3 separate regions of the Mus musculus genome follow, and all the other regions are linked to region 1. The links are chromatin loops, found by intact Hi-C in ENCODE. Cell type or tissue: gastrocnemius. All regions are shown on one strand. Links, peaks and the distances in the headings refer to the core of each region. The heading gives the core; the rest is flanking DNA.

The links. A loop is a pair of places that touch in the nucleus more often than their neighbours do. Peaks named below come from ENCODE experiments on the same cell type or tissue, not always from the same donor. Only the 100,000 strongest peaks of a DNase experiment are listed, where the experiment ranks them.
Region 2: a loop joins it to region 1, with 7 times the contacts of the local background. A loop is called at or near these places in 33 of 42 quality-filtered maps.
Region 3: a loop joins it to region 1, with 4 times the contacts of the local background. A loop is called at or near these places in 18 of 42 quality-filtered maps.

What each region holds. Positions count from the first base shown.
Region 1 is chr2:31,780,265-31,790,351 of GRCm38, reverse strand. Abl1 (c-abl oncogene 1, non-receptor tyrosine kinase) reads right to left here. Exons shown (of 11, transcript NM_009594.4): 4 at 5,573-5,845; 5 at 1-81. Among named protein-coding and RNA genes, the nearest start is that of Qrfp, 25 kb to the left of the region's middle. In gastrocnemius, for the core only: CTCF peaks have their summits at 1,951 (motif pointing left), 3,132 (motif pointing left), 5,056 (motif pointing right) and 7,205 (motif pointing right); DNase peaks (open chromatin) are centred at 1,841, 3,116, 5,058 and 5,613; H3K27ac peaks cover 4,303 bases.
Region 2 is chr2:31,679,282-31,689,368 of GRCm38, reverse strand. It overlaps Exosc2 (exosome component 2), which reads right to left. Exons shown (of 9, transcript NM_144886.3): 8 at 9,390-9,518; 9 at 8,017-8,879. The coding sequence ends at 8,799. It overlaps Gm13427 (predicted gene 13427), which reads left to right and starts at 900. Exons shown (of 4, transcript NR_153862.1): 1 at 900-1,011; 2 at 1,438-1,611; 3 at 7,855-8,004. It also overlaps a transcript of Abl1 not described here. In gastrocnemius, for the core only: CTCF peaks have their summits at 5,476 (motif pointing left) and 8,121 (motif pointing right); a DNase peak (open chromatin) is centred at 5,487; H3K4me3 peaks cover 475 bases; H3K27ac peaks cover 298 bases.
Region 3 is chr2:31,715,921-31,726,007 of GRCm38, reverse strand. It overlaps a transcript of Abl1 not described here. Among named protein-coding and RNA genes, the nearest start is that of Gm13427, 32 kb to the right of the region's middle. In gastrocnemius, for the core only: a CTCF peak has its summit at 5,015; no DNase peak of the experiment used is centred there.

The sequences.
Region 1 (10,087 bases), core at 1,388-9,387:
CAGCTGCACCAGGTTAGGGTGTTTGATCTCCTTCATCACCGCCGCTTCCTTCAGGAACTCCTCCACCTCCATGGTGTCCTCCTGCAGAAGGGAAGTTCAGATGCATGAGATCTGTTTAGCAAGGAAGTGCCTAGGAGGGAAGACAGCTTCAAGGGCTAAGGCAGTGACAACCTCCCCTCAGTCTAGGCCACTGCCTCTGATGAGCACTGGATACACTGCCCTTGAGAGGCTCAAGGAGTCTTGTCCTGGTGATGTGAAGACTCCTGTGGGGCAAATTCTCACCCAGGGCTCATGTTGTGAACAGCTGCCCCCAAGCTGACGGAGCAATTGTGGGAGGCTGTGGAACCCTCAGGAGCTAGGGCTTGCTTGGGAGGAGTTCTCATTACAGGCAGGTCTCGAAAGGTCAGACCCAGTCTCTGGTTCTCTTCCTGGGCTACAATCATGGGAACAACTGTGTCACACACTCCTGCCACCAAAGAACAGCCGCTCTGCCATGCTTTCTGCAGTGGTGGACTGAAAGCTTTGACACCATGAGCCAAGTTGGATCTTTTCTCCCTTCAGATGTTCCTGTCAGGTATCCTGTCTGGCCCAGTGAGTCAATGGGCCATAGGTCAGAGTGGCCTGGTATTGCTGTGGACCTTCTGTGGGGTCTTAGAACTATTTTTACAAGTACTGTTTGCTTCCTGACCCAACACCCTTAACATTAAAAGAGGAAACAGTGTGAAGAATCTGAAATGCAGCTGGCTTGAGAGATCCACTTTCCAGAGTGCCTCACAGGTCAGATAGACCCTGAGCTACTTAGTTATGCACTGCCATGAGCACCTAATGAAGCAATCATCACTGACTAGGGGGTCAATCACCCAGATTCTAAATCAGTCTTACCAGCAGCTCTCTGAGCACGCAGAGAACCATCTGTGTAGGTCACACAACACAGGGCCAGAGATGGACCCTTTCCAGGCTGAGTCTGAAGGGCTGTGGTCTGTACTCCTCGGCCTCCTTAAACCTAAGCCACTGTTGCTTTGAATCAACTCCCACAAGCAGGAAGCAGCAACAGTGAGTGGCAGGGTCTCCCTAGCTGCAAGAACAAGGCTCTGGAGGCAAGGACAGTAGGCCACATGTGGTGTCTGCAGGGAGTCTGCCTGTGTGGTACGGAAGAGGTTTCATGAAAATCAGCTTCCCTGGGCAGAGAGCCTCATCAGACCTCATGCTAAGTGTGCTTTTGTTCTTGGTGCTTTTCCGCTTTGGTCAGCCACAATGAGAAGCAAATCACGACCAGAGCCAGCGTGATGACGTGTTATCACCAAACATGGGTTCTAAAAGACTATGGAGATGCTGTCTACTGTTCTTTAACAGCATGGGCTGCTCTCATGTACCACAGCATGCGGCTGCTGCTGCCCAGCTGTGCGGAGGACATTCATCCCATGCCGCCCACCACTGGCTGCTGGGCTCTTCAAGTCTCTTCTGTTCCTCAGCTTCCCAAAAGCGAGTCTGGCTCTAGTGTGCAGCACTCTGAAGTACCCGGTGACACACCATGGATACCTGCCAGAGCCAGGAGCCAATGCTGCACAATACAACTGGCTTTGACACAACTGCTCTCCAGTGATACTGTCTAACATCTAAACCTTTCTGTTCTATAGCAGTGCACCTCACAGGCTCATCATCAGAAATCTCAGCTGTTGTGGAGCCACGTACCCTGATCCAGAAGACCAATGATCTCAAGGCAGAATTATTTAAAAGCATCTTCTTGCTTTGACTGCAGATCCCCACCGCCTCTCACACATGTACTCACACCCTGTGCAATCATTCCTTCCTGTCTATCTGCATGTCTGTCTCCATCACACACACACACACACACACACACACACACACACACACACATCGCCTATGGGGCAATTGTGGGGTCTTTTTCCTTTCACAAAAAAGTGTGAGTTTGTCTCCCCCTGCTGGAATTAGACATGATTCAATTAATCATTTAAACTGTAACCTAATGTTTTTAAATATCGAAATTTAAAAGACAAACTAAAAGACCAGGGAGCTGGAGAGGTGGCTCAGCAGTTAAGAGCACTGACTGCTCCTCCAGAGGTTCTGAGTTCAATTCCCTGCAGCCACATGGTGGCTCACAGCCTTCTGTAATGGGATCTGATGGCCTCTTCTATCATGCAGGTAAGAGCACTCATAATATACAAACAAATCTTTAAAAAACAAAAACAGCCGGGCATGGTGGCGCACACCTTTAATCCCAGCACTCAGGAGGCAGAGGCAGGCAGATTTCTGAGTTTGAGGCCAGTCTGGTCTACAAAGTGAGTTCCAAGACAGCCAGGGCTATACAGAGAAACCCTGTCTCGAAAAAACAAAACAAAACAAAACAAAACACACAAAAAAACCCCAAACAAGCTCCTCGTTGTAATCTGTGAGGTCCTGAGGTCCCTCTGCTTATTTTTTAACTCATGGCGTCCTTCTGAAGACATTTTCCTTTTACACAGTCAAACAGAACTGTGAAGGCTCAGGTGGAAGAAACACTGGGAGGATTTTCCTTTCTCTCCTTAGTCCTCGTGCTTATGCTTGTCGGGAAAAGAAGGCTCAACCGCTCCCTTCACGGGGCCTGCATGGCTCCATCCTTGTGGGAGACAGCAGGAACTTTGAGTCAGTGCTATAGGGAGGCTAAGAGGATGGCTTGTCAGTTATGCTGACCTGGCTTTGCTGCTGTGTGAGACCCTGGCAACTTAATGACCTACAACCCTCACCCCACTCTTCTGTGAATCTTTCTTTTCTTCTGTCTTTCCTTTTATAGGCAAGGGCTCACGTGATGACCTCAAACTCCTGCTCCCCCTGCCTCCACCCTCCAAGAGATGAGATTCCAGCTGTAGACCATGCTAGTGATCAAATCCCAGGCTCTGTGCATACTAGACAAGTACTGTGAGCCAGGCCACATCCTCAGCCTCTAGACTTGTTTTCAGTGACTGGCCAGCAGGGATTGGGGACACACTCCAATTGCAGTGGCTGTTACCTCTGGCCGTAGGGATGGAACAAGCACATGGCTCTTTTGGAAGGTTTTCTAATGAATACTGTCTTCTCACGGGCACTGGGAAGCGAGTGCCTTACACAAGCAGGCCATGCGCCCCCTGCTGGCTAAGGATGGGAGGAAGCAATGCTCTGGGAGGTCGTTGAAGGCCAGCAGGACTCTCTTGAGAGGAGTTTCACAGCAAGGGGAGTCCACGAAGCAGTCTTTCTAAACCTGTGGGTTGCAATCCCTTTGGAGTCACATATCAAATATCCTGCATATCAGATATTTACACTTTATAACAATAGCGAAATTACAGCTTTGAAGTAGCAATGAAGTAACTGTATATGGGGTCACCACAGCGTGAGGAACTGTGTTGAGGACTGCAGCATTAGGAAGGCTGAGAACCACTGACACACAGGATGTGGAGGAAGGTTTTCCTAAGGGGCAGAACTGAGGCTTATGTTTATTTTCATGGGGTCTGAGAGGTAAGACTGTAAAGGAGGGAGATGGTGAAGAGCTGGGCTTGGGAGCTGGGTGCCTGGGTTTGAGTCCTGGTTCAGGGCTCCAGCACCCACAGCTTTAGTGCCGATGCCTTAGTGCTCGCGCGTCTCTCAGTACCACGAGTGAAGGAGCTGCTGTATCGACCTGTACATCGCACACTCAGAGCACTAGGCTACACTAACTCAGCAACTGACCATTTCTGTAAGTTGTGTGGTTCTCAACTCTGCCAAGGAGGTCAAGAGCCAAAATCCTTTACGCCTCTCACTGAGAAATGGATAGCAGACGGCAGAGCCTCACTCCTGCAGGGCTAGGCCGCGTGGGGGCAGTTTATTTAGCAAGCTGCATGTGTGTGTGTTGAGTTAACACACCTCCAGAGTGAGTGCCCTGCCCTGTTCTGGTCAGGTGCCATGCAGGATTACCTACGTACCCACCCAACAGACCCTAGTGCTCTTTACCAACCATGGTGCATACACTAAGGAGGTTCTCAGAAACTTGCTGAGGTCTTAAGAGAAAACACCAGAACAGATCCTCCTCTGGAGGACTTCCTGCTATGCACAGCTGCAGCACTGCCCGTCAATGGGGCCTTCCAGCTGTGTAACCCCCACCTTCTTTAATGTCCTGATTTTTACATATATTTGTTTGTGCTGTGTGAAGAGTGTGTGTCATGGCACACGTGTGGTGGGAATCAGATCTCTCTTACCATGTGGGTTAAGAGAGCCCTGGAGGTGTCAGGCTCAGACTTTACCTACTGAGTGGCCTTGCTGCCCTCTCTTGAAGGGTTTCAAACAATCCTCCCCTCCTTGCTGAATCTTAGACGCCCAATGCTTTCCAAAGTCTGGCTGTGTTTGTAAATCCCTGTCAGCAGCACCTCGCCCTCCAAGCACTGCGGCCTGGTGTACAGGGGATCAGCAGCACTTTAACCCTCTGCTCTGCTAAACTCATGGCACCCTGAGTGCCTACCTCTCAGTGGCTCCTCCTCCTCCTCCTCAGTTAGGGCTTCCTAGTGTCTCTCCTGACCTCTGCCCTTCCTCACAGCAGTGCTTCACACCGTTCTATCCAGTGCAGTCAACACTGGCTCCTCCCCGCACAGGAGAGCCTGGCACCACCCTGACCCCCTATGCTGCCATCATCAGGGATTTGTCCATGTCTGTCCAATGTGGGCACCCAGGACTGAGCCTGTTTGGCAAACACATGTGAAGAACTCATGACATTTTAAAAAGCTGAATTTGGAAAATGCCCAAGAGTCCCCCAGGCAATCCCCCCTCTGCCCCTCTCCTCCCCCTGCGCTGCTCTGCCACGGAGCCAAAGGAAGGAAAATGCTCAATATGATGACTGGAAGCTGCTTTTCATTCTGTAATGCAGCCTTGCTCTAAACAGTTATTATGGCAATTAAAAGTCCCAGCCTCTATTTTCCTGTCTCTTATTGGCAGAGCCGGGGCTGACAGATGTATTGGACGGCTGAGCTGAGACACAAGTACACAGTCAGTGGAGAGCAGGTTATCAGAGTCCATCCAAGACATGCGCAAGCAAGCAATATAGTGCAACACTAGGGGGCACTCTCATCACAGGAACAAGCTCGGATCATGTATCTTCAAGGAGGAACATGAACCACCTGCAAACACGACACGTGGGTCAACAGTGGAGAAGTGTGTGGCCCTGTGATTCAAGGAAGGCCACAGCCTAGTGACACGCAGGACTTGCTTCTGTTTGCATGTGAGAGAACCAAAGCACGCCAGGACGCCACACACCTGCCTTTCCTATCAGCCCACAGAAGTCCACATGGGACTCGGCTCAGGATTCTCCTCCAGTTCAGCCTCTGTGCCTCCTTCTCTCAGCTCCCACAGGGATGCAGCCTCCATGTCACCCAACAAGAACAGAAGGCAGGCTTTGAAAGAGCACAGCTACAGAACAAGTGTCCTCTAATAACTAGCCTTTCCCGATCCTCAGCACTGGGCAGTGCTCACCATCTGCAAAGCCACAGATGGAAGACACTCAGCCTCACACAGAGCCAATGCCGAGGAGGCCTGAGGCGCTGCCGAGCCACAGCAGACACACCCCCTTACCCACCTTCAAGGTCTTCACGGCCACAGTGAGGCTGTACTTCTTCCAAACGCCCTCGTACACCTCCCCGTACTGGCCTCCACCCAACTTGTGCTTCATGGTGATGTCGGTGCGCTCCATTTCCCACTTGTCGTAGTTGGGGGACACACCGTAGATAGTGGGCTTGTTGCGCTTGGGAGCTGGGTAGTGGAGTGTGGTGATGAGGCCATCAGCCACCGTGGAGTGATGGTGAACTAACTCAGCCAGAGTGTTGAAGCGGCTCTCGGAGGACACGTACAGCTGAGGAAGAAGAGGGAACAGTCCTTATTCACAGAGCTAAACCCTAGGGGGAAAGAAAGGCTTTACACACTGTTTAGAGTCTCCTGTAGCAGCTTCTTCTAGCAGGGGTAGAACTCAAAAGCCCCAGGGCATAGATAGTGCTAAACCCTACCCAGCATTCCCCTCCTTAATCTCCAATTTATTACTTTTAATTAATTTTTAAATGATTTTTGTTTTATGAGTATGGTAATCACATGCATGCATGTGCACCATGCGCATGCCTGGTGCTCTTGGAGGCCAGGATAAGTAACTAGAGTTACAGAGAGTGGTGTGAGCCATCATGTGGGTGCTGGGATTAGAACTGGGAGTCTCTGGAAGAGCAGTAGCCAGTGCTCTTAATCTTAACCCTGTAGAGACATCTTTCTAGTCCCTACCCTCCAATTAAATGTTTTCCCTCAGTGTCCAGTATGAGGCTACCACCAGGGTGGAGGACAGTGTGGCTCCATACCCAGCCACGTTTCGGTCAGCACCTTGCAGGCCAGGAGCCAGCATAGCCTTTTCCAACATGGGACACAGGAAGATGAGGTAGGAGTACTTTCAGGCTTCTCTGAGCTACAGCACTGGGGCAGCAGTGGCAGAAAGCACTCCATGGGAGTGCAGCCACCTTTGTTCCCTCCTGCTGCTGCTGCTGCTGCTGCTGCTGCTGCTGCTGCTGCTGCTGCTGCTGCTGCGCTATGGGAAAGAACTGCTCCATGCACATCTACACAGACAGCTGGGCTCTGGGCACAGCAAGCACTAAACCTGACTTGCCCCAGCAGCAAATTCACAGTGGGGGCTGTGGGGGTGCTGGACTCTGTGAGAGCTGATACTTGGTAAGACAGGGTCAGGCTGTGACTACAAAGGTGACATCTGGATAGCACAGAGGGAGGCAGGAGGAAGCCCAAGATATACATAGGCTGTATATTATGCTGGGCACCGCTGTCTGACGGCCGGTATGCATGGCCTCCAGGCAGCAGTGTGGTGTGCTGGGGAAGCTTTAAATGGTGTGGTCTCAGGAGCGGTTAAGGCCTTCCTGGGAGTCCAGAGTTCTCCTGCTCCAGAGTACAAGGGGGGGTTACAAAGGGGTCAGCCCGGCCCTTCTGTCCCTCTCCAATGAGAAGCCTGTTCCTGTCCTCATCAGCTGACTGACTACTACACTAATCCACTGCTCCTGGGCCAAGGACCTGTACCACGCTGCTTCAATTTTCAGTTTTCCCCACCAAGAGCTAAATAAAACTGTTTCTGTGAATTAGCTGCTTCGGGTTATTTCACTGTGGCAATCAAATACAGACACAATTATTTTCTATGGCTTACAAAGGAGATAACCACAAGGGGGTAGCAAGCTCCCTTCTCTGCTTGTCCAGAAGATATACACACATTTTTTTTAAACTCAGGCAAGCCAAATTTGAATCTATAATTCTACTAAAATAAAAGTCCAGGACAACCAAGCTTTGCCTAGACGTGTTCCTCACCCTTGTGTGACAACTGTGGTCTCTGTGTGAGAAGCTGCCTCTGAGCACAGAACCCTCCAGGCTGAAGAAGCCCCTCTCACCTCAGAGCACCTAGAGAGGCTGTATGAACCGTTCTGGAGCCACAGGAAGTTAGACTAGGACATGAGCTGGTGAAGGAAGGGGTGAGGTGGCCCCACCATAAACTTGAGACCCACACAATGTTGCCCACAGCCCTCCCCTCAATGCTGATCGCAGACACAGTGTACTCTGTACAGTTTCGGGGGACAGCTCCCCATCTCTGCCACTCCCCAGAGAGCTATAACTGAGCTCATTCTCCAACCTAAAATTTACATGGCATCATTCAATATTACAGCCGGCTGCCCTCAGGTACACTGTGGCTCCATCCCGGCCATGTTCCTAGAGTCACACGTCCACTCTGGCGGCTGCCTTCTGCCTGCTCTAGTTTTTTGAGCAGAACTTCAGTGATAATCAGGATGAGCAAGGGGATTTCACGGTGTGTTCAGAGAAGCAGGGGAAGCTAGTACCCTACGGGACTTGTTCTGTGCCATGCTTGCTCCACAAGCATACAGCATGGCCATCCAGGGCTCTGCCTCTTCCTGTTCATGAAGAAACCCCCATACCGACTCTCCTTGGTGCCAAGCCATGGGCACATGCCATCTGTGCTTAAGAACTGAACCCAGGTCTTCCGAGCTGTTCACAGACCCTCTCGGAACCCTTTTGTTCCCACCCTGTTGCAGCTCCTTCCTCAAGAATGGCGACAGCACCGTTCCCTCCCAGGGAAGGCAAAGCCCAGTTAACCTAGAGGCCCTGGGGCCAACTCTTCCTGCCTGGGCTCCATTCGGTTAATTCCAGCCTATTGCTTCTCACCATGAGAACAATGGACTCTGTGGAAACTTCAAGAAAAGGAAAGGCTTTGAGGCTCTTGGGAGCCGGGAATACACGGCTGTGGCTGCAGGAGTAGGAACGAAAGGCAAGAGAGGCAGAGTCACCCAGGAGGAAGCCCTGCCCAAACGGCCTCAGAAAAGCACAGAACACCTCAAGAGGGAAACGGGAGTCATGAGGACAGAACAGAGATCCCTTGGGCCTTCAGAAGGATCTTCTGTACCCACTTGTTGGTTGAGGATTGGCTGATTTTGAAATAAAATATAAGCATTATCAGTCCCAGTCTGTGCCTCCCACTGTTTTTAAATGTTCTCTTAAGTAATCAGAGGATTGCATCGAAGCAAAGCTATGTGGGGAGCATTCTTCAGCATTGAGCCCCACTATCCCACCCAGAGCTGTGGTACCTCCCAAATCCTGACGCATATCTCCCACTCTAGGGACACGATTCCACCCAATACAGCTTCCTTGTATATACTCTCTACAGATAGAAGCCTCATCAAGGGCTGAGAAGTCTCCAAAAGCTCTGAATGCTTCAACAGTTGATAGAACCTTGTCCAGGAAGGGGCAGAGAGCAAGCTGCTCGATGAGCTGCTGGCCATGGGAGAGGCCTCTCCACACTGAGACACATACCAGCCTTTAGACAGAGGGATCTCAACACTTCCCACTCTGAGCAGTACTTAGCCTAAGCACAAGCTACAGAGCTGCCTCTTATATCCACCTGGCTGCACTGTTCTGAGACTGGTGACTAAAGGATTCTGGGGACAAGACAGCAATGTTTGCTCAGTGTGGACCTCAGTGATTATCCTAAAACAGCCTGGCTGGCTATGTTAAAAAGAAAGCAGATGGGAGCAAGCTGTCCGCTCCAGGGGAAAAGGCACTTTGTAGCCTGAGGGCTCTTTCAAAGGGCCACCACCCCAGAGTCTACTCCCCAGCATAAACATCTAGCTTTACCCAACACAGCTGGGGCAGTGGCTCTAACTGCAAGTTGCGTGGCTAGACTGTCTGAATTAGGAAACACCTAGGGCACTTCCCTGATGAAGCGCAGCTTGGGTGCTTCTGTGATGGGTTCTCCAGCATGGACTGGGTGGGGAAGACCGTGCCCAGTAATGTGGGCAGCACGTCCCATGGGCTGATGTACTGGAGTGAGATAAAGAAAGCCAGTGTATTCCCTGTTTTCTGCTTCTTCATCCTCTGGGCTATGAGCAAGCAGCAGCATCTACCGAGAGGCCAGCCCCACCAGGACTAGCCAAATACACAAACCTTCCCTTCTGGAAGTTGCTTTTGGTGAGGCATCTGATCAGTGCTGAGAAAAGGAATTAAAATGTACCAGTAACAGACTGATTCTGCACTGAAACCACAGTGCTACACCACACTGTCCCAGAGACAGGCAGGAGGATGTGAATACTCAAGACGAAAGAAATCAGAGAGGCATATGGATGGGCATGGTGGCACATGACTTTAGTCCCTGTGCTCTGGAGGCAGGGGCAGGCCAGCTTGGTCCGAAGAGCAAGTTCAAGGAGGACTATATAGATGCTCATATGGTACAAATGAATGTGTGAGCCGCCAGGAAAATGCTGAAAAGATCACAAGGGTGCCAGCCTCCCAGACACAGACTGTAGGCAGGGCTGCAGCTAGTTATCCGAAGTCTCACCCTAGACTCAAACAAGCAGGAGACCCACAGGCTCCACACACCTGAAAGTGGGTACACAGACTTCTCTAAGCAGGAGAAAAGCAAATTTAATAAGTGGAGCAAGAATGACACACAGGCATGAATCCAGTAGCGTAACAAAGATGGTGTATGGTCTGGTGAGATGCTATAACCCTGTGAAGGTGGCTTTTAAAGGGCTTGTAACCTTTACTAAATTCAGCC
Region 2 (10,087 bases), core at 1,368-9,367, 100 kb after region 1:
CAATCCCCTATCTCTGTCTCTCCATCTTGTAACAAATTTCCTGCCGCTCTCACTTCCCTGCCCTGCTCTCCGGAAAAATGACACGGGTCACACAGATCTCATCGAGAGCTTGCTCTCCACTCTGCCGAGAAGAAATGCATGACCAGCAACTTTTAAGTCCGCTTTTTAAAAGGCCTGTGAAACCAATCCAGACTTTTCCTTTGCATTAAAGTTTTGGGCTGCACTGTGACCAAGGGGGCTGTAGGTGACATTGGAAGAAGTCAGGACATCGGAGGCCGGCGAAAGCAATCTGGGAGGACGCCCCGAAGATCTCTTGACAGCAGGGAGATGGTTTGAATGAGGGACTCCGTGGCAAACTTGGGGTTGAAATCGAGCGAAAGGCGGTCTCGGGGTGAGAAAGAGACTTCCCAGGCAGGGCGCGGGAGGCTTATTCGGGGGCGACGCTCCTCCTCAGGAAACAGGGTGTTCCAGGTAAGGAGAAACAGAGACCACTCTGGGTGTCCCAGAGCCAGAGCAGGACTAGGAGGGACGAAGGATTCCCGCGGTCCGGAACCTGGAGGCAGCCACAGGGGAGGAGGCCCGGCGCCTCAGCTGCCCCGAGCCCAAGGGTCTCTACCCGAGACACCCCTCCCCCGGCACCGGCCCCTGCCACCGCCGCCGAGCAGTCACATGCCCGGCTCAGTCCAGGAACCCGGCTTCTCCAGCCAGTGAGGGTGTGTGCCGCGTTAGGAGTCCTCAGCCGCAGGACCCGGCACCCGGTTCCAGCTCCGACGCCTCTCAGGGAGAGACACCGACCCCCGAGGCCGCCATAATGGATTACGAGCCGCGCCACAACGAGGCCAGGCCCCGCCCCCGATCCCGCCCCCAGCGACGCCGGAATTCCCCGAGCGAGGTCCGATAGACCACAGGCGCCGGTCTCCCACACGCCGCCGCACCTTCGGGTTCCAGCCTCACTGCCTGCGACAACCCGGCTCCGCACGACCTTTTAAAGGTAGCTTTTCTGAGCTCAAGGTGAGAGATGAGGAAGCGCCCGCCCCTTCTTCTTTGTCATTGGTCTTCGATAACCAGTGATAACCCTCACCACCATCCAGTTAGCCAGTGAGCGCGAGAGCCGACAGTTAGCAGCGATCGGTGGTGCCACGAGGAATGCTGGGACTTGTAGTCCCGGCGCCCATAGGCTGCTCGCAGAGGCCCAAGCCTCCAGCTCCCATAGCTACAGAGAACTGGCCCCGCCTGCTGGGAGACGGTGGACTCTGGTCAGCCGAAGTCTTCACTGCTCTAGTAGCTAGACCGCAGGAGATTCAGAGACAGGGGAAAACTACGGATTGGAGTTTTCCAGAACCGGAGTTGGATTACTTCTTTGAGTTTCGTTAGGGGAGAAACTTTGGCTCGATCCTAGAAATCAAGATGACCGGTGCGTTATCTCCTCTTCACTAGGGAAAGCCCCAAATATGGGAACCTGGAAAGAAGTATTGAGAGAGTGATCCTTTGGGATAGGAGGTTGAAGAAACAGCATTTGTTCAGTGTGCCAGGCGAGATCGTGCATTCGTGTATGATTGTTTTATTATGAATCCTTTCACAGGTGAGACACGTGTCCTCCTAAAACTCAAGGTAAGTCGAAATTTGTCCAGGTTATCAGACCTCAAAAGTCTGAGAAACTACCCCACACCTGGAGAGTTCATCCTCTGGTCCCCTAGTTATCATTGTCCCTATTACTGGGACCGACCCATTTCTAAAGGGGCTCACTCATCACAGCACTCACACTATCCCTACTTTTACATTAAATGCTTTACCACATGCAATGCTGTTCCCACAACACAGATGGAGAAGCATTCATCGCTGTGGTTGAAGTGTCCTTTAAAAGTCACTACTTCTTGCTCTAAAGCATGGCTTTTCTACCGAAGCACTCAGTACCAAATAACTGTTCAACAAAGAAAATGGCATTTTGATTAGTAAAGAACAGTCATGTGGCTGAGTGATAGTGACCCACGCCTTTAATGCCAGCACTCGGGAGGCAGAGGCAGACGGATCTCCGTGAGTTCGATGCCAGCCTGGTCTATAGAGCAAGTTGCAGGACAGCCCGGACTACACTGTTATCAAAACAAAACAAAACAACAGAAACAAAAGTCACTTGAAATACTGTGAAGCAAATGAAAATTTGTGCCCAGATTTAGAACTGGAGTTTATAAATTCACTCACAGAATAATATGATTGTCACATTATTTGAATTGCAGTTTGGCTGTCCAGGTTTCTCTTAAATTGTACGGCCAGTCTTCAAATAGGTGTCCTGGCTTCTCTGATTATCTATCTATGCTCACCCTGATGACTGTAATTTTTCTTTTTTTTTTTCTTTTTTTAAAATATTTATTTATTTATTATATGTAAGTATACTGTAGTGTGTCTTCAGACACTCCAGAAGAGAGCATCAGATTTCGTTACAGATGGTTGTGAGCCACCATGTGGTTGCTGGGATTTGAACTCAGGACCTTTGGAAGAGCAGGCAGTGCTCTTAACCACTGAGCGATCTCACCAGCCCCCTATTTATTATGTGTATGTAAGTACACTGTAGCTGTCTTCAGACACACCAGTAGAGGGTGCCAGATGACATTACAGATGGTTGTAAGTCACCATGTGGTTGCTGGGATTTGAACTCAGGACCTTCATAAGAACAGTCAGTGCTCTTAACCGCTGAGCCATCTCTCCAGCCCCAATTTCTTTCTTTTGAATAGTCTATTTTTTAATTCCTGTCCCTGCTTTAACCATTTCCTTTCCCTACCCACATTTTTCATTCTCTGGTTGAACTTTAAATAAACAAGCAAATTGCAACTTTTAAAAAGATATTTTATTTATAAACATGTATGTGTACTTGACTGACTTTATGTGCACCACTATCATGTCTGTTGCTAACAGACTCTAAAGGGCATCAGAACCCCTGGATGAGACATAGTTATGAGCTGGACACCAAACCCAGATCATCCGCAAAAGCAGTAAGTGCTCCTGATTGAACCACCCTTCAGCACCTGGAACTGCAACTCTTCAATAACTATTTCTTGAACTAACATTACTCAGTTTGGGCTTTTGAGAGGATTTCCAGCCCAGGCTGCCCTTAATCTCTGAGAGTGCCCTTGCACTTCTGATCTCTCTGCAACCAGCTCACAAGGGCCGGGGTTACAGGTATGTTCTACCAAGCCTGGTGTAAGCCGTGCTAGGGATGGAACCTAGAGCCTCAAGAATGCCAGGCAAGTGCCCTACCAAAGTGGCTACACCACCATTCCTGGTAATGGGCACCCATTTCCTAAGCACCCGTTCCTGCTGCTGCTGCTGGCCTACAGCACTGAATAGTGCTTCTTACCCTGCGGGAATACAAAGGCAGAAGCAGGCAGTCGGTTGGCAAAAGAAGCAGTGATCCAAAGATCAGTTTGGGAGCTGCAGAGATGCTCAGCTGCTATAATGCACTGGCTGCTCCTCCAGATGACCCAGGTTTTAATTCCCAGCACCCACATGGTAACTTACAACCACATGTAACTCCAAGAGATCTGATGCCCTGCTGGCCTTGGAGGGGACCTGGCACACCATGTGGTACAGAGACATACAAGCAGACAAAATACCCATACACCCTTAGAAGACAATCAGTCTCAGTGCAGCAAACTACACTCCTGGGTCAGCAGGAGTTTCAGCTGTTCCACCCTGGGCTCACACCTGGCTTTGGCACCCTCTTAAAGCTGCATCCCGTCCTTCATTCAATTGCCTGGGACTCGTGTCAGTTTCTCCTCTAAATTGGCTTCCTCACCTAAAAGCAAGGGACATTGTTGCTTACTGTCCGGTATTCTTGAGATGAATTTGCCCTTGGTTTCCCAGCCTCAGGCGTGCCTCTCCCCTCACTGCAGGGCTGTGCAGAAGAACCCTTCTCCCATACCATCAGCGTTCAACCCCACTTTTCTTTCAGATAAGCTCCAAGCCCCACTTGTAATTTTCCTCCAAGAGAAGTACTTTTTTTTTTTTTTTTTTTTTTTTTTTTTTTTTTTTTTTTTTTTGGATTTGCTCTTTTTTGAGACAGGGTTTCTCTGTGTAGCTCTGGCTGTCCTGGAACTCATTCTGTAGACCAGGCTGGCCTCCAAATCAGAGATGTGCCTGCCTGCCGCTCTGGTGATGGGATCAAAGGTGTGCACTACTACCATCCAGCTTATCTGTTCCTCCTAAAGACTTATTTTTGACTGACTTGAGAGGCTTTCGGTGTGGACAGTCTACATCTCCTGGAAATCTGTCCCTGGGGTTTTTCTTTGGTCTCCTTCATTGTCTTGCCCAAAAGTTTAGCATATTCTGCAGCTAGACTCCTCCTCGTGTGTCTTAGTACTGTTTGTTTCTTCAGGCCAGCGCGTGGATGCTTATGCTGCAGGATAGTGAAGAACTGGCACTGAAGCTTGGCCTTCTGGTCCCGAGCTTCCTTCCTTCTTCATGGGTTTCTTTCTCTTTTTTTAAAGATTTATTATTTTACATATATATGTAAATACACTGTAGCTGTCTTCAGACACACCAAAAGAGGGTGTCAGATCTCTTTACAGATGGTTGTGAGCCACCAGGGCAAGCTGGAGAGGGCAAGTGCAAGTCTGTGTGGATGCCAATCTGAGTGTTTCAACTGGTTTCTGTAAGAAAAAGGGCATGAAAGAGACCCACGACTGACACATCCTGCTGCACCTTGGCTGGTGGGTCCAAAAGAGCTGTCAGAATCTGAAAGCTTTAGTCTCGAAAGAAGGTGGTTCCCACCACATTAGAAACCCATGGGCTGGAGAGATGGCTCAGTGGTTAAGAGCACTGCCTGACCTTCCGAAGTTCCTGAGTTCAAATCCCAGCAATCACATTGTGGCTCACAGCCATCTATTATGGGATCTGATGCCCTCTTCTGGTGTGTCTGAAAAGAGCTACACTATACCACATATAAGTCTTTAAAAAAAAATAAAATTATAAAATAAAAAAAAAAGGTATGAAGCTTGTGTTCACCATCCACTTCACTGAGTTTCTGATGACTGCTGGCTGGGAAGGATATATTCAGCCATCTTGACCAAGCTGACTGCCTAGGAGGCACCGTGACAAATAAGATACACTACTTTTTAACACTGGAAAACCTTTAAGGGTTCAAACTGCAGAATGCAGAGCGCAGCAGGTATCTGACAGGTTTTAGTTGGTTGGCTTAGTTTGGGTTTTTTGGGACAAGGTTTCTCTGGGTAACAACCCTGGCTGTCCTGGAACTCATCTTATAGACCAGGCTGTCCTGTGACTCATAAAAGGTCTGTCAGTCTCTGCCTCCCAGCAGTTCACCTCGGCTTTAAAGCAATGTTTGATGCATCTTGTACAGCTCATATAACTTTCATTAAAAGTTGTTCAATTCAATCTAATTTTATCCTTACTTTCATAAAGCAAAGCTCAGTAACAAAATTTCAGGTTTTTCTTACACCAACTGTAGTTAAGCTTGCCAGCAGTGCCCTCTGCTGGGCTATGAAAGCACATATCCAGTGAAGATGCTTTTGGGTTTCAGTGTCTTGCCAACAGCTTGGGAGAAACAGGTAAGGACAAAGAGACAGGCTCCCATTCCCAGCCCCGTAAGAGGTGGACAACTGCTGGGCAGTGGTGGCACATGTCTTTAATCCCAGCACTTGGGAGGCAGAGGCCAGGTGGATTTCTGAGTTTGAGGCCAGCCTAGTCTAAAAAGTGCCAGGACAGCCAGGGCTACACAAAGAAACCTTTCTCAAAAAAAAAAAAAAAAAAAAAGAGGTGGACAACCTGGAAACTTCTGAAATTTGAGAAAGGCAAACCCACCTGAAGTTGCAGACTCAGGGAATTCAGTTATCTGTGGATCCCTCAAACATGGGTTAAATTAAAAGTTGTCATCTATAACACTGTCTCAGAAACACACATATGCAAAGTTGTCTAGCGATGGTGCTATGATGATTAATCTTGATTGTAAATGTGATAGGATTTGAATCACCATGGAAACGGACCTCCAGACTGCTGTACTGTCAGCTTCTAGACTGGGGTGAGGTGGGAAGCAGCATCATCATTTCACTGGCTAGAGCTTGGGCTGGGTACAGAAGAGAAAGGCAAGCACAGGCATTCACCTGTTCCTGCTGTGGATACGATGTGACTTCACATGACAACTGCTATGTTAGATGAGTTAGCTCCTGTCACCAGGACAGACTGGGCAGCCCTAACTAGAGTGGGTAGATTATTGAAAATTGTAAAAACAAGCCAGGCAGTGGTGGCGCACGCTTTTAATCCCTGCACTTGGGAGGCAGAGGCAGGCAGATTTCTGAGTTCGAGGCCAGCCTGGTCTACAGAGTGAGTCCCAGGACAGCCAGGGCTACACGGAGAAACCCTGTGTGAAAAAACAAAACAAAACAAAACAAACAAAATATATATATATATATATAAAACAAAAAACAAAACAAACAAAAGCTAGGCACATCTTAATCCCAGCACCTAGAAGAGGAAGGTGAAAGGTGGTGAGTCTCTTGTGAGCTTGAGGCTAGCTTGGTTAGCATAGTGAGTTCCAGGACAGCCAGGGCTACATAGAAATAGCCTGTCTCCAAAAAAGAAATAAAAAACTAAAGATAGAAAGAAAGGAAGTTGGAAGGGGGACTTGTTGGAGGTCCAGGAAGAGTTGGGCCTGGAAAACTGGGGGGATGGACATGATCAAAATATACAGTACACATTTATGAAATTATTTTTTGTTGTTTGGGGCCTTTATTTATTTTGGGTTGATTGTTGTTTTTTGTTGGTTTTTTTTTTTTTGAAACAGGGTTTTTCTGTGTAGCCCTGGCTGTCTTGTAACCTGCTCTGTAGACCAGGCTGGCCTCAAACTCAGAGATCTGCCTGCCTCTGCCTCCAGAGTACTGAGATTAAAGGTGTACCACCACTCTCCAGCTGTTTTGGTTTTTTGAGACAGTCTCTATATAACCTTGGCTATGTAAACCAGGCTGGACTTAAACTCAAGAGATCCACCATACCCAGCATCCAAACAAATTTTTAGAATGTTAATTAACTGGGCCATTGCTCAGTGATGCCCTTGCCTAGTAGTATAAACAAGGCGCTAGGTTTCATCCCTAGCCTCAGTAAAAATGTTTTGAGCCAGTTTAATGGCTCATGGGTTAGAGTGATTACTGTCACGCCTGATGCCCCTGGGACCCACATGGCAGGCAAGAACGGATTCATCCAAGTTGTCCTGACTTCCATACACATGCACTCACACCAATGCACATAAATAAACATGAAAGAAAAACAATGTTAACTGAAGAAGTGTAACTCAGGGCACCATTATGGGTAATGTTTAGTGAGCCACTCTCTGTAGCCCAGCTTGGCCTCATCCCCTGCTTCTGTCCCCATATGGAATCACAGGCCGTGCTACCTACCATGCTGGCGAGGCCATTTTAAACTGTCAGAAGGAAAGCAAGCATGGAAACCTGCACTCTATGCCAAGGACTTGTATCCTGTCCCCTTTGAATCACTATTGAAAAGTTAATACATCACCATTTCAATTACACAGAACTTGGCTTTTCCCAACTCGTTTTTCTGTTTTCTCTCTCTCTTTTTTTTTTTCCTTCCTTTTTTTTCTTTTGTTTTTTTTCTCGAGACAAGGGTTTCTCTGTATAGTCCTGGCTGTCCTGGAACTCACTTTGTAGACCAGGTTGGCCTCGAACTCAGAAATCCGCCTGCCTCTGCCTCCCCAGTGCTGGCATGTGCCACCACGCCTGGCTCGTTTTTTTCTGTTTTCTTATCAGAGCATCAGAAACCACTATTTGCCCAGAATATTTATTCTCCGTCATCACCAGTGGCTCAGCTTTTTACAAACCACTCTCACAGGCGGGAAAAACACAAAAGGCCAGCCAGTTCCTGCTGGTGGACATGCTGAAGGAGGACCTGAGATGCTAAAGAAACAGCTCACACACAAGGGGAAGGAAGCCCAGGTAGAGGGTATGGATCCCTCGAACCTGTCAGCAGACGGAACACGCGGTGAGACTCCAACAAAGGCTGCTACCTCCCTTTATTCTCTTTTTTTTTTTTTTTTTTTTAAAGATTTATTTATTATATGTAAGTACACTGAAGCTGTCTTCAGACACTCCAGAAGAGGGCGCCAGATCTCGTAACGGATGGTTGTGAGCCACCATGTGGTTGCTGGGATTTGAACTCCTGACCTTCGGAAGAGCAGTCGGGTGCTCTTACCCACTGAGCCATCTCACCAGCCCTCCCTTTATTCTCATATCCACTTGACTCTGGCCTGACTCCACCACCTTCTCTCCAACCACACACTTGTGCATTAAAGGAGACAGAGCGGAAGTGGAAAGAGACCATTCTCGATGGCACTGCCATGTCTTTGTCTTTGGTTTTCTTTTTTCTGGGGTTAGGGTAAGGCTGGAAATGGAACTTGGGAACTTGCACATTTTAGGAAGTGGTCCACTCCTGAGATACATCCCCAGGTCACCATGTTTTCTACCAGGACAGTTTCATGGGGCATTACATTGTGTGGGGTGATTGGAAGTCATAAATTCTCCAAGTTATTCCAAGGTAAGTCAGCATCAGGCCGGGACACTGTGCTCTGAAAGACCTAAAACTACTGGGACCCAAGAGCCCAACCCACCATTACCTCCCCCTAGTTTTCTCTCAGAACAGAAAGACAGGCCTGGCTCTGCAGCCCCACTGCAGGTGAGGAATGTGTTTGTCAGATGCTCCTTGGGGACCACATGGCAGAGTTTTCACTCCCAAAACTGGCCCAGGGGGTGCCCAGTCCCATCCTTCAGCTCTCGGCCTCATCCCTCCTGGTCCAAAAGCCTCTGGCGTGTTTCCAGCATGATCTCCTCCATTACTTCCGGTTTTAAGATATCCTTGATCTGAAGAAAATAGGAAACGGTATTCGTTCATTCAGAAATACCCATCAAGTCAGCTAGAACGAGGGAATGAAGCCTGGCTAGTATACGCCTTCTGCATTATGCAATCCGACCAAGCAAGCACACAAGCCCAGCTCCAGAAAGCCAGACAGCAAGGTGCTCTCAGAGAGCTGACATCAGAGCTCTTCTGTCAGTCACCAGATGATGTTAACGTTAAAAAAAAAAAAAAAAAAAAAAAAAAAAAAGTCAAGTAAAAGATGTCTGAATTTTGGGACAGGCATGATAACTGTAGAAAGCTATTATGATAAAAAATCCTGTCTGGCATCTCCATCCTAAATCAGATTCCTAGCATGGGGCTAGACATTGAGAAGACTGGAAATATCCCAGGAATATGAATATGGCAGGGACTCATTAAGGTTGCCTCCAGGCCAGTTCCTGCCTGGGTTATGGGAAACAAAGTGGAACACTGAAGAAACACAGGAGCAGCTCACACGCAGGGAGGAGTCTGGGTACCTGATGCGCAAGGGAGGCCTCATAGCAGTACAGGATGCTGGTGTCGAACAGCATCATTCTCTGAGTTACCAGCAAGACTACACAGTTCCGAAGCCGGGAGATCACCTCTCGATCACTAAGAGCTACGGGCTACACAAGGACACAAAGAGGAAGGGAAAAAAAATACAAACAGGATCAGATAAGCAAACAGCCACAGAAGCCACAGAAGAGAGAAATCACATTTCCACCATGGAACCTCATGTCCCCCAAACAACAAACCGTGGAATTGTTCACTTTTTAAATGTGTACACGTACAACTTCATGTATGCATATGCTCCTAAGTTCAAATGCACGTGGAGGTCAGGGGCCAACCTTGAGCATCATCCTAAGAACGCCATCCACCTCCTTTGTCTTATCGGCAAGTCCCAGGGGTGGTCCTACCTCCACCTCCCCAGTGCTGGGATTTCATGTACACCTCCAAACCTGACATTGTCACCCACTTCCTCATGCTCACAATGGAAGTGCTTTACCAACTGAGCCATCTCCGCGCTCCCTGTTACCTCTGCAGTGGCTGTTTGGCTGTTACCCTGCAACTTTGCGATGTTCACCAGCAAAGCTCAAGTTCAAAGCCACCGAGTCTGTCTCTTCAGAGAAGAGGAGACCCTTTTTTTTTTTTTTTTAAATTTATTTATTTTTCCGGGTGGTGGTGGTGCACGCCT
Region 3 (10,087 bases), core at 744-8,743, 64 kb after region 1:
TTTCTGACACTCATGGAATGTCTGTAAATGAAACTATTTACATTCTTTTTTTTAAATTATTTTTATTATTATTTTTTTGGGGGGGGTTTCAAGACAGGGTTTCTCTGTATAGCCCTGGCTGTCCTGGAACTCACTCTGCAGACCAGGCTGGCCTCCAACTCAGAAATCCGCCTGCCTCTGCCTCCCAAGTGCTGGGATTAAAGGTGTGCGCCACCACGCCCGGCAACTATTTACATTCTTATTCATCCTGACTTTAGAGGAACTTCTAAAACATGAAATAATGTAGATTTTAAGTTAAAATGGCTCTGAAAAACAGACAAAACTTAGAGAACAGGAAAAAGTCAGAGTAAAAGTTGTAGGAGCCAGTTCTCTCCTTCCATCATGGGGTTTCCAGACTGAACTCAGGTCATCAGGCGTGGCAGCAAGTACCTTTACTCATTGAGCCATCTTGCCAGACTGAATTTTCTCTCTCTGCATATATTTTCTTAAAGCACATGTGCACGCACACACACACACGCACACGCACACGCACACGCACACGTTTAGTGGCATAAGTCTTTAATCTTACTATTTGGGAGGCAGATGCAGGAGAATCTCTGTAAATTCAAAGACACTACATAGTGAGTTTCAGAGCATGTAGGGCTACACAAGGACAAAAAAAACCTTATCTCAAAAAACACACACAGGCATGCAGGGTTCATTTTGAGTTCTCGCCTTAGAAGACACCCTTAAGGGGCTGGAGAGATGGCTCAGCAGATAAGGGCACTGGCTGCTCTTGCCGAGGACCTGTGTTGATCCCCAGCATCCACTCAGTGGTTCATAATTGTCTCTAACTCTAGTCTCAGCAGATCCAATACCCTCTTCTAGCCTTCTCAGGCACTGCATACACATGGTGTACATATATACATGCAGGGAAGACACTCATATACATAAACTAAAAATAATGACCTAAAAATAAAAAATATCCTTATAATTTTCAGTTTCAATAACTTAATGTTCTACCCAGAAGTCTATTCAAATGAAATGTGCTATTCTAGAACTCTGTATTTAAGGATATCTTTTGGTTCCCCTTATTGCTATTAAACACCTCGGTGTGAGTTGGAAAGGAAAGGAGTGGGCTGGAGAGATGGCTCAGCTGTTAAGAGCACTGACTGCTCTTCCAGAGGTCCTGAGTTCAATTCCCAGCAACCACAACTTATTACAGATGACCCACAACCCATCTGTAATAGGATCCAATGCCCTCTTCTGGTGTGTCTGAAGACAGCTATTGTGTGTACATATACATAAGATAAATAAACAAATAATTCTTAAAAAAAAAAAAAGAAAGAAAGAAAGGAAAAAAAAGAAAGGAAAGGAGGCTGCCCATAGGCAGTGTGAGCAGTATCCCACACAGCAGATAGCGCCCTCCGACCATTTGCTCCCTGGGATCCATATAAAGGAGGCAAAACAAACAAATGAAACCCCACACAACTAATTTACAAAGCATCAACCCTAAAGATAAGCTAGGGGTCACTTCTCACTTCAGTCTTCAACTCCACAGGAGAGCTAGACTACCTTTAATGGCTTGAATGTAATAGCAGGACAGTGGTGGCCCTCCCCAGACACCTTTAATCCCTGCACTTGGGAGGCAGAGGCAGGTGGATTTCTGAGTTCCAGAACAGTCTGTTCTACAGAGTGAGTTCCAGGACAACCAGGGCTACATAGAGAAACCCTGTCTAGAAAAAAACAATAAAGAAATAAAGAAAGAAAAATAAAGAAAGAAAGAAATGGTCTTGACAAGTCCAACCTCCCCCTCCTGACATCCTCAGGAAAGGTTCACCCTTCTCTGGAGTCCAGTCCAGCATCTCTCAGGAGTCATCTCCCATGGGTATATGTTTATATATACTCATATGTCCTAGGTATGATGCTTTAAAGTAGACCAGCAACTGATGAATCCATCATGCTAAAGGAAGGCTTGGGTTTAAGACTGGTGGACACACTTTACAGCCTGTGCTCTGTCATTATCAGTCAGGCCAATTAGGATTGGTCCTTGGTCATGAAATTCACTAGTGGTTATAGCCAGAAGTTTTCAAAATGAAGTAAAAGAGGAAATACCACTGCATATGTTAAGGATTAACTCACATGCTATCTTCAGGTGCACAGACACATGAAAACATCCACATGTAAATGTGTAGAAGCAGTCAGTCCTAAGGGACTACTCATTAAATCCCCACACAGGTCACACCTACAGTCCCTGCACCATGCTATCCTGTCCCTCCTCTTTCATCTCCTGCCCAGAGCCTCATTTCCAGACTAGAGAAGAAGAAGGCAGCAGAGATTTAGATGGCTGAGGAGGAATGCCTCAGGGAATTCTCTGGTCTTCAAATGTATCAAAATTGCACATTCTGAGAACACACTAAGAGAAAATGACTCAGCTGGCGATATAAAAGACATACTTCAGGCAGGAATTTGAATCATCCTTTCAGTTTTCATTATAGTAAGATGTTATTTATTTTCAAAGCTAGATATGGTAGCACACACCTTTTAATCCCAGCACTCAAAAGGCAGAGAAGTAGGCAGATCTGTGAGTCTGAGGCCAACCTGGTCTACATAATGAAATCCTGCCAAATATAAACAAACAATAACAACAACAAAACCCTCTTAAAACAAAACAAAAGCTATCATTTGACTCCAGTATGAATGGTGCATCTAAGTACAGTTGCAGGTTAATGAACACTAGGTAGGAGAGCCATCTCTAACTCCCCACTGAAATCCATTGCAGTCAGCCTGGTGGTAGATTAGAACTGCCCAAGAGTACCACGGGTCCTCCCTCCCTCCCTCCCTCCCTCCCTCCCTCAGAAGTCGGAAGCAGTTGAACAATGGAGAGCCCACACTGGGCAGGTCAGACCACAGACCACACACCCAATTCTATGTCCTATTTACATGGAAAAAAAGATTTAAATTAATCATCCCACACATGTTCATGTTCAAGATCTAACATTCAAGGGTTTTCTAACCAACCCTACTGTCACCAAAGTCAGTCTCCAGGAGAGAGCCACTCAGGCTGGCGTCACACTCATTTCCCTGTCTGAGTGCTGGCATGTTGTACACTACCACGCCTGGTTTACAGTATGAATTGTGCTTGTTTTTTGAGTGAGGTTCATTTATGTAGCCCTGGCTGTCTTGGAACTCTCCAGGCTAGTCTGGAACTCACAGAGATCCACCTGACTCTGCCACCTGAGTACTCGGATTAAAGGCATGAACCAGCATACCCAGTTTAGAGTATGATTTTTTTTTAAAAAAAACTCAAGATCATTCTCCACATAAGAGACTATACATACAGTATTTATGCTATGTTTCATTTGGGTACTCAAGGCATGGTACCCACAAATACACTACTGCCTCTGGAAGATGCTGTGATGAAGCCATTACTTTGTCCAGACATTTAAAAACATTGACACTTAACTCTGTATGTGTGTGTGTGTGTGTGTGTGCACATATATGTGTGCCACAGTACACATGGAGGTCAAATCTCTCTCTACCATGTGGGTTCTGGGATTCAAACATGAGAGCAACTGCCTTTTCCCACGGCTCCATCCCACGGTCCCTGAACTGTTCTTTTCACTTTTTCTCCATAAGTGTATAAGCTCCTTCCTCCATAAGGGGTTAGTGTAGGACAGGGCTCAACAGGCTTAGGCCCTTTACACTTTGGGACTGGAGACTGGTGTCTTGCCATTGTCTCCAGGCTCGCTGGATGGGTTTCTGAAGTGGAGTTGGTACCTCATCACCTACATATCAGCAGCTCTGAATCAGGAGCCAGTGGGGCAGCAGGGAGGCAGAGGTGAATGGAATTTTCATAGTACACAGTTCTATCATCATGAATAATGATTCTGAAGTGCAGCAGCTGCATTTCCAGGATCTCCTCCTTCCTCTCTGTTGATCACTGTTGCCATTAACTACCATTTAATCATCTTAAAAAGCTGCACACACATCTCCACTGTATCACTGCAACTGCAGATGGCTGTCCTTCACCTGGCAGCTGCGATCCCCTTAGGACAGTGGGGCTGTCTGGTGAACAAGAAGAGATTCTAACTTTTGTTTAAAACATCAACGCCTGCTACTTAAGTCCCAATTATGTTTTTCTGTTGGATAATTTTCTTCTTTCCTACTTATCATGGACCTTTTCTTTTAAAATTTCAAAGAGAAAATGTCAACTTTGCAAAACACAAGGGATCTGAAATGATTCTAAATAAGTTGGTGGCTCCTCCAGACCTCCTGGCCTGTGTCTCTGTCCAACACACACAGTAATTATCCAGTTACAGCATGACATGAAAGGACAAGCAGGATTCTGAGTCAAGATGGTGAACAGAGACAAGTGCTCATGGTGTTCAGCCTATGAGCCTTAAATTAAACAGGCAGGAAGTGGCCATCACTACCCAGAGATTCCAGCAAGCTGGGGTCTGAAAATGGAGAGATGAACACTGCTCATAGTTAGCACAATGGGATCCCAGGCAGCCATCTGGGAAAGGGTGGCAAGGGCATCAACTATGCAGATGAAGCTGGAGTGTGAGGATGACATGTGAGGTGCTGGGTGGCACCAGGGAACAGGAGTGAATCTGGGATCACAGATGTGTGTAGGTAACACATAACAGTCAAAACACACACCCGTTACCCAGGAGAACTAGTGTGTCCGCTGCTCTCCCTACACACCAGGTTCTGAAGAAACACCCACAGAATTTTCTTTATGGACGCATTCGTCTTCCTGGTAAGCCCAGACTTCTGAATGTAGACACTGGGAAGCTCTGAGCAGCTCAGCACCAGTTAGTTCATATGAGTGTGATAGCTGCCTAAAAGAACGAGTATGTCTATGTTCTGACAGCTCAGTATCTCACGGAGCCAAGAAAACAAAACAAACAAAAACCAAAATCTTGCACTTTAAATGTACAGAATACAAACTGCTCCTAATCAATTCTATTCCTAATACTCAATGCTAACATCTAATTTTGTTTTCTAAGAAAACGCCACCAGGTGGTGAATGGTTTTAGTGCATGCTCCACAGTTAAGTGGCTGTGTCACATTTGAAAGGGTGACAAGGCCTAGCACAATCTGAAGTCGCAGCTGGAGTGTAGCACAGCAGCATGCACCTGCCTAGCAAGTGGGAAGTCTAGAATATGATCCTAGCATGGTGCAGAAACAACACCTAGCCATGTCTTATTGAAAGCTTTGCAACAGGAAACCTCTTGTTTTTGAATGAGTGTAGGTGTAGGATTCAGGTCGTCGTGTGTGGTGGTAAGTGCCTCTACCAGCTGAGCCATCTCCACGCCCAGTGAGTCCTGCTTTAATAAGCAAACTCCAGTTAGAGAGATGACCTATCCCCATCTGGAAGAGCCATCCTGTGCCCCTCACTCCCGTGTTAGCTCGGGCTACACTGCCAGTGAACTGCCCAAGGGGTTGCAGCATGGAACTGTAGCAGAGGAAGAGTGGGCTTGATGTTTTAAGGTCTGGAACCATGGGCTTCTGCCCTTCTCTCCTATAAAATGCAAAAAATACAAAAAATTGACAGAGTTCCTCTGTGTACCTGGGATCTAGCTGTCCTGGAAATCTCTTTGTAGACCAGGCTAGCCTCAAACTCAGAGGTCCACCTGCCTCTTCCTCCTAGGTGCTGGGATTAAAGGGTATGCCACCACCACCTGGCACACATTATATATCATAATGATCTTCTAGGGTTAAAGAAATAAAGAATCACAACCGTTAGGAATGGAGCAGCAAAAGCTGCTAGTCCATCCTTGAGCTGAGAACCTGGAGCACCACCCTGCAGCTGCTAAGTGGATGCCTGTGTTATACACATCCACCTGAAGAGTACAGTTCACACCAGGCCACATCCACCCCAGGGTGCTCACACCCTACCACACCCACCCAGAGAAGCACAGCTCAGCCAGAACAGGGCTCATTCTGATGCGTTAAATATGCAAGGCTCAGAAGTCATTGTGCATGACTTTCCATTCTGGGAAAAGCAGAGCTACAGGAACAGATCAGTAGAGAAAGGGATGCCCACAGATGCCCATACAGGGAATTTTTAGGGTGACTGATAGGACTGTCCTGTGTCCAGAATGTATGGCAATTTCATGCTGTCTGTATCTGTCAACTACACAAAGCAGCACAGGGGGTGAGACTGGTGGCAGGGGGCTGTATATCAATAACCCTAGAACCTTGAAATGAAATGCAGTAAAGACAGGGACAGTTCAGCTTTCCAAACTCAATGCCCACTGTGCTTTCACAAGGCAAGGAAGTTACATTCTATAAAAGTTAAACAACAACTGACTGGGCGGCCCATGGAGCAACCTGCTCTAGTTAGCCTTTGGTCTTTATGAACTTTGTAATTCCCCATCATGTTACAGCTTGCTGATCTGGTCACACACTAAGCACTGTCTGTCTCTTTATATCTGTTGCTGAATTTCACTGAAAAAGACCCTGGCCTCTCCACTGTACATATTCCCATCTCAAAGAATTGTGCTGCACATACCGTATCCACACATCTATGTCCCCAGTCCTCTCTATATTGAGGAGGCTCCATGAGCACTGGCAACACCTTTCTAAGCCACTCCCATAAGGCCACTTCCCATCAACTGCTGTATGGGCAGGGCTGAGAGCGACAGAACTAGCGCCCCCGCCCCCTAGTACTTCAGTTGTTCAATGCCATTGTTGCACATGAGCTGCAATTGGGGTTCTAGTTTAATTCAAAAGGATTCTGAAGAGAAAGTCAGGTATCGCTTCCAACACAAGTATTTAATCCATGTTTTCAGAATGGATCCCTGAGCACAGGGACCCCTCAATCCACCACGACTGACCATCCTGGCCAGTACCAAACTTACTACTACTCCTCTAGCCAGATCCAAAACCCTTTTTGACCACTGTGACTTGGCTGATTTGAGGGTTCCCAGGGCATCTGGATGAGACTAGGGTAGGAGCTTAATGAGACTGAGAACACACAATTAGTTATCACTGCCTGTGGGTGTGGGGAGGGTCTCTCACCAAGCAAACTGTCCTAATAAGCTCTATGCTACTAACAGAGGCAGTCTGCTCCATGCTTTCCACGAAGTTGTTCATTTAGCAAAATACCCTTACTTCACAGGTTCTCCAACTTCAACAACCAGGTGACCCCTCCCCTCCCTGCCCACCAAAAATCAAAGGGAAAGGGGGAAGCTGGGAGTGGTGTGTGACATGGAGGACTGGGTTCAGTTCCCAGCTCCACATCGGGCACTTACAACTACCTGCAACTCCAGCTCCAGAGGATCTGATGCACTCCTCTGGCTTCCGTGGGCACTGCCCACACATGGTACACATACAGACAAGCAAGCACATACACATAAATAAAAATAAATAAAACTACAGCTTTGAGGAGGGGACCCTCTAAGCTCTCCTGCTTGCAGGAACCAGGCAGTTTTTATTGAGGGGTGTCCAGGGTACACTCTCCCATGTTAAGAGACATGCTTGGGAAAAGAACAGAGCTGGCTGTGAGGGAGAAAAATCTAGTGAAGAAGATCTTTATGAGTGGTCAGGATACAGGTAGCATAGTGGTAACACACTTTTAATTTGCATGTACAGCCGTGGTTCCATCCCCAGTATTACCAGAAAAATGTCATGATCCATGTGACACTTTTTCCAAAAATCCGATGCTGACTTTTGATGGGCAGGGAGGGGAGGGGTCACCTGGTTGTTGGAGCTGGAGAAACTGTGAAGTAAGGGTATTTTGCTAAATGAACAACTTCGTGGAAAGCATGGAGCAGACTGCCTCTGTTAGTAGCATAGAGCTTATTAGGACAGTTTGCTTGGTGAGAGACCCTCCCCACACCCACAGGCAGTGATAACTAATTGTGTATTCTCAGTTGGAGAACCTGTGAAGTAAGGGTATTTTGCTAAATGAACAACTTCATGGAAAAAGGAAGAGGACAGGGAAGACAGAATGATGTGGCTGGTATGTGTTCATAATTCCAACACTGGGAGTTTGAGGCAGGAGGATCACTTGAACCCAAAACTACTTTAGGGGCAGCCTGAGCTTCCATGCAAGCTCCCGTTCTCATATCCCCCTGATATTATCAACCAGTAAATAAAATTATCATGAATTTTTATTTGTTTGTTTGTTTTTCGAGACAGGGTCTGTCTGTGTAGCTCTGGCTGTCCTGGAACTCACTCTGTAGACCAGGCTATCCTGGAACTCAGAAATCCACCTGCCTCTGCCTCCCAAGTGCTGGGATTAAAGGCATGTGGGGAGAGCCACCACTGTCCGGCTATTATGGATATTTTTAAGCTTTTAAGTTTAATTGTCTTCCCCCCCCCCTTTCTTTAAAGATGGGATCTTGCCATCTACTAGTTAATTCAGCCAAATCATTTGTTCTAGACAGATCTCCTTAGTATACATTTTTAAAAATTTTATATGAGGACAGTTTAGCTGTCAGACACACCAGAAGAGGACATTTGATTCCAGATGGTTGTGAGCCACCATGTGGGTTGCTGGGAATTGAACTCAGGACCTCTGGAAGGGCAGTCGGTGCTTTTAACCACTGGGTCATCTCTCCAGCCCCTTAGTATGCATTTTGATGACTGAATTTCATGTTAGAAAGTGTGTTTTAATATTTTCTTCTATATAAAAACTATCTCTGCTCCAAAGCAGTGGCAAATTTGTTTTGTTTTGTTTTTCGAGACAGGGTTTCTCTGTGTAGCCCTGTCTGTGCTGGAACTTGCTCTGTAGACCAGGCTGTCCTCAAACTCAGAGATCAACTGCCTCTGCCTTCTGGTGCTGGGATTTAAGCTGTGCATCACTACTCCCTGGCCAAAGAAGGTGGTAACTTCTGCTCAAAGGCCATGCTCAGTTTGAAAAAGTGAACACACATACGTGCACATGTTACTGGGTTTTGGAGAGCTGAACTGTGGCTGGTCTGAGGACGGATACAATCTGCAGCTCTTCCAGAATTAAAAGCCTAGAGCTGCTGGGCAGTGGTGGCGCATGCCTTTAATCCCAGCACTTGGGAGGCAGAGGCAGGAGGATTTCTGAGTTCAAGGACAACCTGGTCTACAAAGTGAGTTCCAGCAGGACTGGTGTGACTTCTGGTCTGGGACAGAACAGAAGGCAGACACAAGGTTATGCTACCAGGAAAAGGACGGCTACAGCAAACAGGATTGCCAGGGCTGCAGAGGGGCTGGAACTCCACTCATACCTAAGATCAGCACTGACTAAGGGAGAGACCTGGAGAAAAGGATGTTGATAAAGTTACAGAGACCAGGTGGCTGCAGAGGAAAAGTGAGCTGACCCAGAGGGCAGCAGGGGAGCAGCCATGATGACACCCTGCCGGCAGCCACAGATGTAGGGTTTCTTCTATAGGGCTCACTTGCACACAGGCATGGGCATGAAGGCTAGAGGCGGAGGCTGCAGCACTGGCTATCACCTTTTTCTAGATCCTAAGCCATCAAAGGCACACTAGCACCACAATGTGCTGAGCAGATGTAGTGGAAACTCTCAACTGGGAAAGGAAAGCCTGGGACCCTGCACTGCTGCACTTCACTCCACAGGGCACACTCTCCTCCGAGGGGTAACACCTGGATGTCCACCTCTGTGGCCCCCTGATGCCTGCCATAGCTATCCTGGCCAAAGACACTGCACACTTGGCATTCTTCTCTCTGAATCTATCTGTGAGTGTCCTTCTCTACCAAGGCCCACAGTGGGCGCTTCCCATGCTGTCCTTGTGTAGGCTGATGCTGTTCAGCATAGCTGTGAACTGCTGTAGAGAGGGGTAACAAGTGTTCATGGTATGTGTCGGGAATGCAATGGTCACATTCTTGCCTATGCACCAACGCACACCACTTCCCAGGCCCTCACAAGCTCAAACTTCCAGATGCCTGGGAAACTGGTCGTGGGCGGCAGCGGCTTGCACCCACTGTCTCCACCCCACAAACTCAATCTGGTGGATCTGTTGTCGCCTCACAACTGTTTCTTTACCCAGTTCTGATGACAGCAGTTCCTCTAACAAGCTGCACAGGCACTTAGCAATCAGGACAACTAAGGTTGAGGTTGAGAAACCTGGTAGACTATGAGAACCCACCAGAATATGTA